Regions from separate parts of the Mus musculus genome. Here region 2 is linked to region 1. The links are chromatin loops, found by intact Hi-C in ENCODE. Cell type or tissue: left cerebral cortex. All regions are shown on one strand.

The links. A loop is a pair of places that touch in the nucleus more often than their neighbours do. Peaks named below come from ENCODE experiments on the same cell type or tissue, not always from the same donor. Only the 100,000 strongest peaks of a DNase experiment are listed, where the experiment ranks them.
Region 2: a loop joins it to region 1, with 4 times the contacts of the local background. A loop is called at or near these places in 10 of 42 quality-filtered maps.

The regions. Positions count from the first base shown.
Region 1 is chr1:180,483,218-180,485,717 of GRCm38, reverse strand. Stum (mechanosensory transduction mediator) reads left to right here and starts at 2,214. Exons shown (of 4, transcript NM_001081227.2): 1 at 2,214-2,500. The coding sequence starts at 2,389. In left cerebral cortex, a CTCF peak has its summit at 1,489 (motif pointing right); DNase peaks (open chromatin) are centred at 1,691 and 2,188; H3K4me3 peaks cover 697 bases; H3K27ac peaks cover 704 bases.
Region 2 is chr1:180,567,600-180,570,099 of GRCm38, reverse strand. Parp1 (poly (ADP-ribose) polymerase family, member 1) reads right to left here and starts at 1,209. Exons shown (of 23, transcript NM_007415.3): 1 at 947-1,209. The coding sequence starts at 1,066. It overlaps Gm31986 (a long non-coding RNA gene), which reads left to right and starts at 1,201. Exons shown (of 4, transcript XR_001779573.2): 1 at 1,201-2,122. In left cerebral cortex, no CTCF peak of the experiment used is centred here; DNase peaks (open chromatin) are centred at 447, 781 and 1,231; H3K4me3 peaks cover 1,754 bases; H3K27ac peaks cover 1,454 bases.

The DNA.
Region 1 (2,500 bases):
TTTAAGTCTGGGTGGGTCGCTGGTTGAATGCCTAAGGGAGAAATGCAGAAGGATACTGTGTAACTTTTGGAGAAGTGGCGGTGATACTCATTATGGTTCTGCAGTCTCTACTCTCAGGATGACTCCTCTCAGCAAGTTCTCACTTAGAAACTGGCGGCCATATTTTAATGTAAAAACCTCCAGGTCACGTGGACAATGGAGGTAGCATGAAGGACTACCCCTGGCCAACCAGCTTTCAAACTCTCTCCCTGATGCCACTGACCAGAGAATATTTTTAGAAGTGGATCTTGTGGTCCTCACTGTTCCAGCCACCAGCCATTTGAGTTTCCCAGCTGCAGATCTGCAGACAATGGAGGGAGAAATGCCGCCTCTCTTATGTTCTCACCGTAGAGTATGATCATTCAAAACAACAAAACAAAAACATACAAACCAAAATCCGGCCATGTCAAGCTGATCAATTCGAGGGTCACTTGTTACATTGTAGGAATAAATAGAACACGTATGAGGCCCTATGTCCACTTAAAATGTCAGCGATTCCCAGACAATAAAGTCCTAATTCCTCTGCCCGCCCCCAGCACTAACCTGTTTCCTACCCACCTTAGCAGCTCCAGGCCCAGCTTTACTGCAGGTCTGGATTCCCCCTGCTATCATAGGCTCCCATGTGTTGGCACCCACAATGGCTCTGTCTGGGTGTCACAAAGATAGCCACAGGAAATTGGGGAAATAGAAATCTATTTCCCTCTCTGGGTTCATTTTCCTCAGAGACAAATAATGATAGAGGGAACCCAAAAGAGATCCAGGTATTCTGCGAATTCATAGAATGGAGGTTAGTTTCGGGATCTTTAGATGAAATGTCATTTATGCATATGGGTTTTGGAAAGAGATCACCTGCTCCACATTATCATGGACGATTATGCTTTAATTGCTCCATCTAGAAAACACAGTACTATGTAGTGCTTTGTACAGTTAAGGCAGGCATTGAATGTGGTTAAGAGTTTGGGATGCTGCCCAACAGAGGATGCTGTGATAAACATTTAAAATAAAACATACCTACAAGTAGTTTCTGTTGGCCATTAAATCTTGACCTGCATCACTTTCTGGGAGGGGCTTTAGTGACTGATAACTCCCCTACAGTTGGATGCATGGGAAGGTCCCAGTCCCAGAACCTTCGAACCTTCAGCATATCCCAGCCAATTTGTCACTGGCTCTGCGGTACTATCATTGTAATGACTACAATCCTGCAGGCTACCTTGTAGACTTAAAATATTTATCTATTTAGAAGTGTAGTCTTGCTCAAGTTGGTCTTGAATTTGATAGGAAGAGAGCCTCCTACCTACACCTCTCAAGGATGGGATTGCAGCCATGAAGCACGTGCCCCGCTAGAGGAGGTCATTTTCATCGGAGTAGATGAAGGGTCTTATTGAAAAGACTGAATTAGGCTCTTGGTTTGGACTCTTGCCAAGTCTATTCGCTTATTCCCACCGGTGCATCGTTAACACCAGGGGGCGCTGTGGGCGCACCGCATCTTCACCAGGTAGTCATAACTGGCCCAGATGTCCCGCAGCAGCACACTGGTCAGGGCATGGTTCCCACTACCAGCTCCGTGGCTCCCTCAAGCAAGCATTCCTTTCCATTTTCGTTTCTATGTGTGTGAACTTATACGTGAGACAGTGTGTGTGTGTGTGTGTGTGTGTGTGTGTGTGTGTGTGTGGGCGCGTGAAGGGAACATCTCTTGCAGACATGCATGGGTTTATAAAGCTGTAAGCTATATTTCTCGCTTCCAGTCCTATCAGCATCTGTGACTCGAAACACGTTGCTTTTTCTCCGTGACTCGAAATGCAAAGTGTTTCTAGGTTTCAGGCTTCAAGCGTCCCTAGCCCCCACCTCCCTAGCATTAAATGCACACTCCAGAAGAGAGATTCAACCTTGAGGCTTTTCCAACTGAATCAGCCTAGTGCACGCCCAGCTCTCCAGGACCTTGAGTGAGGTTCTCAGTTCACCTGTGCTAGGAGGGTGAGGCACATCCATCCCTCTGGGTACCTAGACCACCAGCATCCTTGCGCTCTCCTTGCGCTTTCTTCCCTTGCTGGGGTCTCCATTGCTGGTGAACCAAGGGCTTTGCAGAGAGGTGTGGAGGGGGCGGGGAAGGGGCCCGGAGGGGAGGGGCGAGGGAGCGCTGTCACAGAGTGTCACGCTGCCCCTCCCGCCCTCCGCCCGGAGTGGGGGCGTGGAGCGCGGGAGGGCGGGCTTCTCCGCCAGCCTCGCAGCACCCGGAGCGCACTGGCCTCCTGAGAAGGGCGCATAGCGCGCTGCCAGGAGCCCGCAGCCGGCCGCCGTCTGCCCTGGTGCCCCGGGCGGCTGCAGGGTTCCTGGAGAGCGCGTCCAGCCATGGAGCCTTTGCACAAAGACGCCGAGACCGCGGCGGCGGCGGCGGCTGTGGCAGCGGCAGATCCCCGGGGGGCATCGTCGTCCAGCGGGGTGGTCGTGCAGGTTCGCGAGA
Region 2 (2,500 bases), 84 kb before region 1:
ATAAGGAGAAATAATAGAAGCAGTGTGGTATCTTGGTACCCACTGGGTGAATGTCTTTTCCCCCTTCCCTCCCCCCCTTAAGAACTGAAGCCCCATTGAGGGCTAGCCTGCCTCTTCTAAAACACATTACTGCAGCTGGACAGCAAGGGAAATCAATTGCCTCGACCATTAGCAGCGTGAGCTTGGGTAACTGAGTGTTTGGGGGAGGTGGGAACAGGGCAGGTGAGAACCACACTAGCAAAGACGGGAAGGAATCTGCAAAACCAGAAGCCTAGGAGGCAGGAGCCACTGGAACGCCAGGACCCGTCATCCCACCACCTCCTGACCATCTCGGAAGCGTCAGTGAAGAGACCAGATAGCTGCAGAAAGCGCCGAGACCTCGGGAAGTTTGGAGAAAATGTTATTTCCAAGTAGAAATCAGGCCCAAAGCGAATGCACTGTAAAGAAATGGCACTGCTTTGCATAACTAAAATAGAAATACCGAGAGTGAGCGGATGTTGAAAGGATCATCAAAAATAGGCTTAAGGGGAAAAAAAAATCTTCTGTATTCATGGAGGACAATAATCTTCCGGGACAAGATAGGCCCAAATCAGAGCAGCTTTAAAGACCGCGCGCACACCCTCCACCCCGACGCCGAGAAGGCAGTGAAATAAACAAAAACTCTGCGACCATCCAGACCCAGCGAAGAGGCAGGCCCCTTGTCTTTACAAAGCCAGAGGCACTTACGCCAGATGCTCTTACTTCCCGGGCTTTTCTTGCAGGGTAAGCGCAATGTCCCGGAAGGGGTCGGCCCAATGGGCCTCAAGGACCTCCGCGGCAGCGCCGCGGGTCTTTCCCGCCCTTCTCTCCCGGTCCGGCTGAGCCGCAGGGCGGAGTGAGGCGGCCCCGAGCCCACACAGCCGCCCAGGCCGCGTCGCCCTGCGCCTCCGGCCCGGCCCCGTCGCACCTGCACCATGATGGCCATGCGGAGGGAGTCCTTGGGAATACTCTCGCTGCATTTCTTGCAAGAGGCGCGCCCGCTCTTCGCGTACTCCACTCGATAAAGCCTCTCCGAGGCCTCCGCCATCCTCCTTCTCGTGCTGCAGCGGCAGCCCGACGCCGCCGCTGGTGCGCTCCGCTAACGTGTCGGTTTCCCCCGCAAGCGTGCAGAGCCGCCTCCGCTCAGGATAGATTACTGATGCCTAGCGGCGGGACCGCCCCCCCAAGCTCGCGCGCGGAGGGCGGGGCCTCAGCTCATAGGGCGGGGCTTCAGCACGTGTCCTTGGGAGGTTGGGTCCCAGCGCGACTGCGCCTGTGCACGCTGGTCTCTGCCTCTGGGAAGGGGCCAGGGCGGGGACCCGGGGAATCTGACAGGCGCCACCCCTTTTGTCGGTTTGTCCCAGAAAGGCTTTTTGTTCGCCCAAATAATTCCACCTCACCCACTTGCATTTTTTTCTAGGTATGTCTAGAGCGAACCCTGCTGACCCTAAGTGTAGTATTCTGCTTTGCAGCCTCCACATTGCTGACACAGAAAACCAACTAAAGCCTGATTTTTCATTCTTAGTAAACTTAAATGCATAACTATAAATTCCAAGAGAATGAGCAGAACCCGTGACAGTTGGTAGTAGTTACAACAGATGTCGTGTGTTCTCATCCCCCATCTCCGCGCTAACACAGGACAGGGTGTCTCAGTGTTGCCCTGGCTGCCCTGAAACTTGTTCTGTAGATCAGGCTGGCCTTGAACTCACAGGGATCCATGTGCCTTTGCCTCCTGAGTGCTTGGGATTAAGGGCGTGTGACACCATCTCCGGCAACAGATATTTTCCTGGGGAGATCCCAAAATATTTTAGGTTATCGACAATTAAAGTTATAGGTATTGTTAAACTTGCTACTGTTAGATCTTGTTATTTAATGTAGCACTACAATCTTTAACATTATTGGTCTTTTTTTTTTTTTAATAATTATATGAGCGTGATGCAGGGTCTCACTATAAAGCCCTGGCTGGCCATGAAGATGAAGTCGGCTTCAAACTCACAGAGATCCACTTGCCTGTGTCCTAAAGTGTGGGTAAACTGCATGTCTGGCAGCAAACTGGCTGGTGAGCTGTGGCCTACTTGTCTATGAATCATTCCTGATTGAGCAGGTATGAACTGGCTCTAGGTATCTGCTTTGTGCTTCCTCTGTTGCTGCTCTTTTTCTAACCCTGCCCTCCCTTGTTGAGACCCTCTCGTGGCAGAGAGAGACAGGACACATGGCTGTTCCCTAACCTAGTCCAGGGAGTGGGGTCCTTCCACTTTGCCTTGTAACTGATCCCGTGGGTAACCACCCCAGCAAATTCTCCTTTGCTGCAGAGGGTCTAAACCAGGCAGGCTAGCCTATCTCAGACTTAAAAAACAGAAAATCTCCCAGACCAAATTACAATGTGTGAATTGCAGGCATGTTTTGCCTGTATAAATATTTATATATCATGTGTGTTTGGTGTTTGCTGAGTCCAGAAGACGTTTTCATATCTCCTGACTGG